Linked DNA regions of Homo sapiens: region 2 is linked to region 1. A link is an interaction called in ENCODE POLR2A ChIA-PET data of the cell type or tissue named here. Cell type or tissue: OCI-LY7. All regions are shown on one strand. Links, peaks and the distances in the headings refer to the core of each region. The heading gives the core; the rest is flanking DNA.

What was found. ChIA-PET counts read pairs that join two places held together with the same protein. Peaks named below come from ENCODE experiments on the same cell type or tissue, not always from the same donor. Only the 100,000 strongest peaks of a DNase experiment are listed, where the experiment ranks them.
Region 2: POLR2A ChIA-PET joins it to region 1 with 22 read pairs; 2 of 35 experiments call an interaction of 5 or more read pairs at or near these places.

What each region holds. Positions count from the first base shown.
Region 1 is chr5:156,974,212-156,979,590 of GRCh38, reverse strand. No RefSeq gene overlaps it. Among named protein-coding and RNA genes, the nearest start is that of TIMD4, 14 kb to the right of the region's middle. In OCI-LY7, for the core only: no CTCF peak of the experiment used is centred there; DNase peaks (open chromatin) are centred at 900, 2,110, 4,180, 4,940 and 4 weaker places; H3K4me3 peaks cover 2,410 bases; H3K27ac peaks cover 4,825 bases.
Region 2 is chr5:156,886,712-156,892,090 of GRCh38, reverse strand. No RefSeq gene overlaps it. Among named protein-coding and RNA genes, the nearest start is that of PPP1R2B, 39 kb to the right of the region's middle. In OCI-LY7, for the core only: no CTCF peak of the experiment used is centred there; a DNase peak (open chromatin) is centred at 3,372; H3K27ac peaks cover 2,947 bases.

The DNA.
Region 1 (5,379 bases), core at 71-5,070:
TAGAAGTTAATAGAAAAACTATAGACAAATATTATGGTAATCTTGCAGTGGGAAAGGATTTTTTTTTCTTTCTTCTTTTTTAAAATAGACACAAGGTCTTCTCTGTTGCCCACGCTGGAGTACAGTGGCATGATCATGGCTCACTGCAGCCTTGACCTCCTGGGCTCAAGCAATCCTCCCACCTCAGTGTCCTGATTGGCTGGAAATACAGGTACTTGCCACCACACCTAGGTAATATTTTAAAAAAATTTTGTAGAGAGAAGGTCTCGCTATGTTGCCCAGGCTGGTCTTGAACTTTTGGGCTCAAGTGAGCCTCCCAACTTGACCTCCCAAAGTGCTGAGATCATGGGTGAGCCACTGCACCCAGCCAAGATTTCTTAAACAAGATCTCCGAAGCAGGAGCCATAGGATAAAGATGGATGATTTCTAATATTAATATATCAATATTAAGGATTTCTGTTCAGTGTTCAATGGACAAATTTGGCAGAGGGATGATGGAGTAGAAGAAATTACTTTTAATGTTTAGAAAAGACGTTATACAGATACCCAGGCAGAAAGAGAGAGAAAGAGAAAGGAAAAGAAAAACAGAAAAGTAGGAGGAAGAAGAGGAGGAGAGGAAGAAAAATAGAAATATGGGCAAAAATGTGAGAAGTCAGTTTGCTGAAGGGGAAACATAAACAGTTAACAAATATGTGAACAAATCATTAAACCCTCAAAATCATCAAAAAAATCAAAAGAGAACAACAACAAAGTAACACATTATATCCAAGAGCTTGGCAAAAATTATAAAGAGATGTACTAGTGCTAGCCAGTACCCAGGTTAACAGAATTCTCATGTGCGGGGGGTTGGAGTAAAGCTGGCCAGTTTGCTCTGGAGAGAAATTTGATGGTACTTAGTGAAATTAAGTGTGTGGCTAGCCTATGATGTAACAGTTCCCTTTCTGGGTGCCTACTCTGATAAACTCTTTCTCAGGTCCATGTAGGGACATGTATGAGGTTATTCAATGAAACACTTTTTGTGTTAGTAGGTAACTTAGACATTCCTCATTAAGAGAATGGATGAATATAGGTAGGGCGCGGTGGCTCACGCCTGTAATCCCAGCACTTTGGGAAGCCAAGGTGGGCAGATTGCTTGAGGTCAGGAGTTTGAGACCAGCCTGGCCATCGTGGTGAAGCCCCGTCTCCACTAAAAATACAAAAATTAGCCGGGCATGGTGGCGTGTGCCTGTAATCCCAGCTACTTGGGAGACTGAGGCAGGAGAATGACTTGAACCCGGGAGGTGGAGGTTGCAATGAGCCGACATTGCACCACTGCACTCCAGCCTCGGGGACAGAGCAAGACTCAGTCTCAAAAAAAAAGAGAATGGATGAATAAAATAGGGGATATGTCCACAGTGGTATTATATATTATGCAGCAATTAGGAGCTATAAGCTAAATATACATATGTTGACACAGTTAGATTTTAAGATCATAGAGTTGGGTGGAAAAGGAAGCAGAAGGAGATCCACAGCAAAATGTTTAGTAATTTGAAAACATAATATACAAAGCAATACTGTGCATCTTTCAAGGTTACTTATATATCCAGTGACATTGATTTAATACATTAGCAAAAATTTGCATTATGTATTGAGATATCAGGAAAAATCTGAGGAGGCTTACCAGACCCATGATGACACTGTGCCTTAAAATGTATGATGAGGCCGGGCGCAGTGGCTCACGCCTGTAATCCCAGCACTTTGGGAGGCCGAGGCGGGTGGATCATGAGGTCAGGAGATCGAGACCATCCTGGCTAACAAGGTGAAACCCCGTCTCTACTAAAAATACAAAAAATTAGCCGGGCGCGGTGGCGGGCGCCTGTAGTCCCAGCTACTCGGGAGGCTGAGGCAGGAGAATGGCGTGAACCCGGGAAGCGGAGCTTGCAGTGAGCCGAGATTGCGCCACTGCAGTCCGCAGTCCGACCTGGGCGACAGAGCGAGACTCCGTCTCAAAAAAAAAAAAAAAAAAAAAAAAAATGTATGATGAACTTAGTTCTACACCTGTGAAGAAAATACATGCATTCACTCATGCAAGGAAAATCTATTCATCTGACTATTACTTAGTGAGCACCTGCTGGAATGAAAAAAACATACCACCCAAATCCTACCACATAAAAATAACCATATTTGACATTTTGTACACCTGTGCTCTTTTCTCCACCTCTGTCTCCCATTTTGAATCCTGATTAAAATAATTTTACTTTTCTTCTGAAACGCACCTGTTGACAGTTTCTTATCTTATTTTTTATTTATTTTTATTTTTTTACAGGCACCACCACGCCTGGCTAATTTTTGTATTTTTAGTAGAGATGGGGTTTCACCACGTTGTTCAGGCTGGTCTTGAACTCCTGACCTCGTGATCTGCCAGCCTCGGCCTCCCAAAGTGCTGGGATTACAGGAGTGAGCCACCGTGCCTGGCCAACAATGGTCATTTCTTCCACCCTTCCCTTAAAGCTATTTTCTCAAAGGTCATCAATGGTTTCTTAATTTTTAATCACGTGGTCTTTTCTCTGTTGAGATCAATAAGTATTTATTGGGTATATACTTTGATATATGATGGCAGGGTCTATGTTAAGTGCTGGGGCTATGAGATGATTTCACTACAGTTCCTGTGTTCCAGGAGATCACACTGTGGTTAGAAAATAGATATGAAGGCTGGGCATGGTGGTTCACGCCTGTAATTCCAGCACTTTGGGAGGCTGAGGCAGGTGGATCACAAGGTCAGGAACTCTAGACCAGCCTGGCCAACACAGCAAAACCCCATCTCTACCAAAAATGCAAAAATTAGCTGAGCATTGTAGTGCACACCTGTAATCCCAGCTACTTGGGGAGGGTGAGGCAGAAGAATTGCTTGAACCTGGGAGGTGGAGGTTGCAGTGAGCCAAGATTGCACCACTGCACTCCAGCCTGGGCAACAGAGCAAGACTACATCTCAAAAAAAAAAAAAAAAAAAAAAAAAGATATGAAAATGGATAATCTTAATATAATGTTCTAATTACAGAGACAAGGTGTGCCCAGGTTGCTGAAGTTCCCACTGGAGCTCAAGTGGGAACTTGCACTGAAGAAGATGTGTTGGAGAAGATTCAGTCTGAGTTTGAAGGGTGAACCAATTAAATAAGATTAGGGAATTTTAGGCAAGTGGTTCTCAGACCTAGCTATACATTTAAGTTAAAAAAAAAAATGCTAATGCCTAGGCCCCCGCCCAGACCAATGAAGTCATGTCTAGGGGTGGAATCTGCATCCCTCTTGTGATTTTAAGATGTAACCAGATCTGAGAACCACAGCTCTGGACTGAGAGAGAAACAGGAGCCAGGCACAAGGGTGCAGAATGGTTGGAGATGTAGCTAATGTCAGAACCTTTTAATTTTTTTTTAATAATGAGATGGGTCTCGCTATGGTGCCTAGGCTGGCCTCAAACTCCTAAGCTCAAGCAATCTGCCTGCCTTGATCTCTCAAAGTTCTGGGATTACAGGCGTGGGCCACCACAGCTGGCCTGGTGTCAAAGTCGTTGATCCCAGACTGTCTCACTCCAAAGAATGTTCTTAACCACTTCTCATTACTGGTTCCACATGACTGAGGTATTAGTCAGAATATGTAAGATTATGCTGTGGTTAAACAAACAATAATTTAGTGGTTTAGAATAACAAAGTTTGGGCCGGGCGTGGTGGCTCACACCTGTAATCCCAGCACTTTGGGAGGCCGAGGTGGCAGATCACGAGGTCAAGAGATCCAGACCATCCTGGCCAACATGATGAAACCCCATCTCTACTAAAAATACAAAAATTAGCTGGGCGTGGTGGGGTGTGCCTGTAGTCCCAGCTGCAGGCTGAGGCAAGAGAATCACTTGAACCCGGGAGGCAGAGGTTGCAATGAGCTGAAATTGTGCCACTGCACTTCAGCCTGGCAACAGAGTGAGACTCCATCTCAGGGAAAAAAAAAAAAAAATGAATAACAAAGTTTGCTTTTTATTTTTACATGTTTCCATTGAGGATCATGGGGGTGGAGGGTGGGGCTCTACTTAACATCATCCTTAATCAGAGACCCAGGTTTGGAGTCTTTCACTATTTGAAGCCAGACAAAGGAAACATAGTGAATTGTACACCAATTCTTTTAGGCTTCCACCTGCAAGTGGTCCATGACACTTTTAGTTACATGCACTTGCCAAATTCAGTCATGTGTCCATAATGAGCATCATGGTGATGGGGGCATATTACACTATTATGTACCTAGAAGAAAACTAGAATATTTGTAAAAATAATTAAGGCTATATGAAATAAAATTAAACTCAATTGCCAATGGCAGCCATTTATATGCATCTGAGGTCCCACACTATGGCACCTGGAAGAAGTAATTTCACTATATTTGCACCAACCAGGATATTTCCAGGGGAGTTTAATGCTGTACTTTTTGATTCTTACATCCAGTTCTTCCGCTTTCAATTCTTGCCTTCCTTCCTTCCTTCCTCCCTCCCTCTTTCCCTCTCTCTCTTCCCCCTCCCGCTCTCTCTTTCTCTCTTTTCTTTCTTTCTCTTTCTTCCTTCCTTCCCTCCCTCCCTCCCTCCCTCCCTCCCTCCCTCCCTCCCTCCTTTCTTTCTTTCTTTCTTTCTTTCTTTCTTTCTTTCTTTCTTTCTTTCTTTCTTTCCTTCTTTCTTTCTCTCTTTCTTTCTTTCTTCCCTCCCTCCCTCCCTCCCCCCACTCTTTCTTCCTTTCTTTCTTTCCTTCCTCTCTCTCTCTCTTTTTTTCTCTTTTCTTCTCACTCTCTGTTTCTTTTTTCGAATGGGTCTTGCTCTGTCACCCAGGCTGGATAGCAGTGGTGCAATCATAGATCACTGAAGCATCAACCTCCCAGGCTCAGGCGATCCTCCCACCTCAGCCTCCATAAGTTGCTGAGATTATAGGCATGAGCCACCATGCGTGATCCACTTTCAATTTCTTAACAAACATCTGGCCTTGCCGGCAGAATAAAAGTTGGGTTTCCAATATTTCAGTACTTTCTGTATTTCTTCAGATGGAAACTCTTTCCTCTTCCGAGACTAAAACTAATGTAACAATGACTTTTTGACGCAACTGCAACATGTATCCACCCAAGCTCCATTTCTCCTTTTCTATTTGTGGATCCTCCCTTTGTCAGGTTGATTTATGAGGCCAATTGACTCATGCCAGCTTCTTCCCATCTTTTTTCCTTTGCTTATAAGTTGAAACTTTTTCCTACGTCTTATGACTTTAAAGAACTTGCCCATAAGTAATCTCACTTAATTCTCAAATAGACTCTACACTGAAGGCATTATTCAATCCTTTTTTACAAATAAAGAAAATAAATTTCAGAGGTGAGACAGGGTCTCAC
Region 2 (5,379 bases), core at 260-5,259, 88 kb after region 1:
TTTATCATTAGTGCCACTCAACATTAAGGCTACTCAAATTTATTATGCACGTCAATCATCTGATGTCTGGTTAAAATGCAGATTCTGATCCTTCAGGGCTTGGATAGGACCCATGATTCTGCTTTTCTAACAAGCTCTCAGATGCTGCTATAGCAACTGACATGGCTTACTACTAGTCCCTACTACAGTCAGGGCCCAGGCTCAACTTTTAGCCCTTCTCAGCCACTCCCAGGACTTGCTGCATGCCTTCTGCCTCTCAAGGACCTGCATCTGGTGGACTCACCTGATGCAGGGCCTCACAGATCCCTCGTGAACTCATCATAGGGAGAATGAGGCTGGAGTGGCTATTTATAGCCATATTTCCTCTCTGCACAGAGAGAGTTGCCCAGGTCGGAGTTTGCTAACAATTCCCTATTTGTGTGGAAGTTCCAAAGAGGCTCCCGGTAAGGTAATTTGGCAGCAAGCACCATTGCAAATGATTCTTTTTTTTTTTTTTTTTGGATACTGGATACGGAGTCTTGCTCTGTTGCTCAGGCTGGAGTGCTGTGGCACGATTTGAGCTCACTGCAACCTCTGCCTCCTGGGTTCAAGTGATTCTCCTGTCTCAGCCTTCCAAGTAGCTGGGATTACAGGTGTCTGCCACCATGTCTGGCTACGTTTTAAAAATATTTTTAGTAGAGACGGGTTTTCACCATGTTGGCCAGGCTGGTCTCAAATTCCTGACCTCAAGTGATCTGCCCACCTCGGCCTTTCAAAGTGCTGGGATTACAGGTGTGAGCCACTGCGCCTGGCCAAACATTGCAAATGATTCCTATTGCATTTAATTCTAAACTCTCCCAGACACTGGGGCTCAACAATATTTGTTGAATGGAATTATGGTAAATTCTGAGATTGAGGTTTGTGGGGGCTTCCATTGCTCTGTAAAATCAAATTGAGTACATCAGACATTTCCACTGTGAATGCTTACCTTCCCTCTCCTTGGCCTCCTCCATCCTGCCAGGAAAACCTATTTTGGACCTTACAGAATTCATTCTGAGAATTTCATTATGATTGTGACATTTATAACTCATTATTTAACTGCTGTGGATGGTGGAAATACAATGTTGAACAGTCCCAGTGGAATAAAATCAGAGTTAGTAATCTCTTCGTGTGCAATTGAAAAAAAAAAAAGGTATGGTATCAAAACATTAGCAGAAAACTAGTCTTTTTCAGTTTTCATATATAGAAGTAGTGACTGAAATAATTTTTATTATAAGTTCCTTTACCCCTAACTTATACGTGACTGGGGCAAACCTATGGGCACTGCTTTCTGAAATTGATCTATTTAAAAACAGTGTTTATCCAGAGCTTTTTGATACAAATATGAGCAGTTAGAGTCCCTTTCCTGGCTTAAATGGTAGAATGCAATGTACGCTGTTTTGCCATGTTGTGTCTTCATTTAACAGTGAGTATAGAGATGGTTCTGATTTGGCATACGTCTGCATCGTTTATTAAGTGAATAGTGCTTGGCTGCATGGAGAATCCAGACTTTATTAACTGCTCACTTACTGATGGACATTCAGGATGCTTCCCAGTGTTTTTAACCTGTGGTTTTCAGAAATAGAGTGGGAGAAAGGGAAGGAAGTGTGTGGCTCCTGAAACTAGATGAAATGCAGTCTGTCAAAGCTAGCTGGCTCTCGGCTTTGGGGTCTCTTCTTGAGTTTTTGAGACATTGTTACTGAGAGGAAGAGATTTCTCTCAAATTGAGGGCCATGAAGAGAGGGAGAACTAAGAAGGCTCTTGTTTTGGCAGGGGAATGAACAGTCTGTGTTCAAGTGTGCAGAGATGGGCTGAGAGGGGAGCAGAAAAGTGAACATATTCTGGGGGCCATGGTGAGGCTGCCTCTTGCTTCAGCAGCAGCGTTTATAAGCTGACTATTCCCTCACCTGGGGAGAGAGGCCACAGGTGATTGGATTAACCTAGCTGCTGGCCAGGCACTGTTGCTGAGGAACCTGAGGATAAGGAGGAAGATTTTATTAAATGAATGAAGCTGAGGCTCATGTGAAGCCATTTTTCAGCTTGGCTGACTGAGCAGAGCGGCTCCTCAGAGCCATTTGTTCTTTTTGTTTCTGTTTCTGCAGAAGGTTGCCCAGGTTTGCTTGTGCATATGAATTTGCTCTGTTTCCATACATCATATCTAGTTAAAGGGGTCTGGAGCCTGGCATGAACTTGTGAATTTTACCTGGTTCTCTGAGTATTTCCAACAGCCTGCTAGCCATTTCCACCCTCACACTCACTGGCACTTGGAAGCCAGCATGTTTCAAAGACAGCGTCCAGTTGTCTAGCGTCTCCTTCCAGGCTTTCTCATATCCGACCTCCCACATCCCCACTGTCTTGTCAGCTTCAGGCCCTCATTATCTCCTGTCTGTGGGGCCACAGTTGTCCCCTAGCTGGTCTTTTTGCCTGTGGTCAATTTATCAAGAATGAATGCTTCCAGAGAACTTTCTAAACACTACTCAAACTAAGGCCCTCTCTGTCTCCAAAACCTCTAATGGCCCATCCAGCACAGAGGATACATCACCACTCCTTAGCCGGGCATTGAATGGGCTCTGTGAGCTGTCATCCACCTAACCCCAATCCATCTCATCTGCCCTGTCTTTCCTGGCTTAGCTCTTACTTTTTCCCAGAGTGGCCTCTACTCTATCAAAATGGTCAGAATAGTGGCTCAAATCTGAATCTTCTTCACTTCTTCATTTATTTCACAGCTTTTCATCCTTAATACAAAACTATTTCAAAAACTCCATATCCTTAATAAACCACAATGTCTGGGGATTGCCATTTTCTGGATTAATTTTCTTTTTTTCCATCAACTTTTAAGTTTGGGGGCACAAGTGCAGGATGTGCAGGTTTTTACATAGGTAAATGTGTGCCATGGTGATTAGCTGCACAGATGATCCCATCAAGTAGGTGTTAAGTCCAGCATCTATTAGCTATTCTTCCTGATGCTCTCCCTCACCCCAACCTCCCACCTCTGACAGGCCCCAGTGTGTGTTGTTCACCCTGTGTGTCCATGTGTTCTCATCATTCAGCTCCCACTTATGAGAACATGTGGTGTTTGGTTTTCTGTTTCTGCGTTAGTTTGCTGAGGATAATGGCTTCTAGCTCCATCCATGTCCTTGCAAAGGACATGATCCCATTCCTTTTTATGGCTGGGGACCATTTGTAGAATTTAAGGGGATCATTCCCCTGTCTGATATCTGTATTCAGTCTGGATCAATTACCAGGTGTTTTGCTTGTAAAGGGAGTTTAAGCTATTCTTATTAGGGTAAGCTTTGTTTTAAGATTTATGAGAGTTGGATCTGTGCCGAGGTGGTTTTGTCTCCTGGAAATCCCCAGGCCAGGTTGCTTCATACTGCTAAATAACATGTAGTGTCAGCCCTGACAGAGGTTTGGGTGAGTCCTATGGCTATAATAAATTTTCATTAAAAATTTTTTTTTAATTTAATTTAATTTTTTTTTTTTTTTGAGACAGAGTCTGGCTCTGTTGCCCAGGCTGTAGTGCAGGGGTACAATCTCGGCTCACTGCAACCTCCACCTTCCAGGTTCAAGTGATTCTCCTGCTTCAGCCTCCCAAGTAGCTGGGACTACAGGTATGTGCCACATGCCCAGTGAATTTTTGTATTTTTAGTAGAGAGGGGGTTTCACCATGTTGGCCAGGCTGATCTTGACCTCCTGACCTCAGGTGATCTGCCCACCTCAACTTCCCAAAGGGCTGGGATTACATGCCACTGCATCTGGCTTAATTCTATTTTTTAATTTTTTTTGCTCCGTCACCCATGCTGGAGTGCGGGGGTACCATTGTAGGTCACTGCAACCTTGAACTCCTGGGCTCAAGCAATCCTCCCACCTCAGTCTCCAGAGTAGCCGGGACTACAGGCACACACCATTGCACCCAACTCTTTTTGTTTGTTTTTTTACACTTTTGTAGAGACAGGGTCTCGCTATGTCACCCAGGCTGGTCTTGAACTCTTAGACTCTGGCTGTCCTCCTGCCTTGGCTTCCCAAAGTGCTGAGATTATAGGCGTGTGCCACTGCATCTGACCTTAATCTTACAATACTGATGTTTCTTATAATATAGCTTGATATTTATTTAAACAGTGGTCCTCCTTGTATATTTAAAAAAAAAAAAAAAAAAAAAAGGTTTGGTAGCACAAGGCATGCTTTGCCCTGGGCTGGTTTACATACTAAAAATTGGGGTCAAGGGAATAAAAAAGGATTTTCTTTTGCTTGAGGATTTTGATTATTTGAGGTCAGATGAGTTGACATTTTTCTTTATTAATTAGTCAAAAAACACTGGAGCTCAGCTTATTGAAGTTTATTGAATTAAGCTTTGAAAATCCTTCTGTCCACATTCTGGCAAGCTTTTCAAAATAAGATATACTGCTCCTTTACCATCTGCAGTTTGCTACAAGATAACAACCTTTTCTCTGATTATTTTCTTATTACTACCTCTTGGAAGATGGAGGTGAGGCTTTGGGAGGAAAAGAATGAAATAGTGGCATGAGCTGAGAGATGATGCTATGTTCAAGTGAACTATACACACACACACACACACACACACACACACCAATAGAGTATTTACACATACTTCATTGTGAAAGACATTCATCCTCAGAGAGGAAATAATTGAGTTGAAGATCAGTCTTATTGATTTTTTTTTGGTCTGATGCAGTTATTTGATTTGCTTCCAAGTTTTCTTGTTGTTGTTGGTTTTTGATTGTTATTGTTGTTGTTTTTAACCGCTAGAAAGTTGTACTTTGCCCGTGTGCTTCAGAGGAGAGAACTGAAGGTGGATTGGGAACATAGGGTAGGGTGCTACGCATTTTTCTATTGCATAACTCTACCAACAATAATGCCAGATTTATAAGTCAATCATTGCTAGGCACTTCTCTTTGGGTTTTACATTTTCCTATTGGGATAACTGATATTTATATGCAAAGTAATTTAAAATAGTTATGACTAGCTTTAAGGCATGCCCGATAATTGCATCTTTTAGGGTCTTTATTTTCCCCTCTCTCATGAAAGATTTTTTTTTTTTTTTTTACTCTCCTTGCTAACAGTACATTTCTGTGTGCCTTTTCCTTGTTGGCAACAAATATTTGGTGAAGAATAAATTTGGATAAACACTTTGGGTAGCGCTCAGCTTTACAAAAGGAGGGGAGATGAAGAGGGCATTCTGCTTAGCTGCCAGCATTTTTATAGGACTCAGACAAGTTTCTCTGGTTCCCCTGGAAGATTATTCTCAAAAATAGAAAAGGGGCTTTTGGAACTTGAAACCCACAACTGACCCTCTTTTGGTGTGTGGCGGTGGAAGTGGGGAGGAAAGACTTAGTTTTGTTT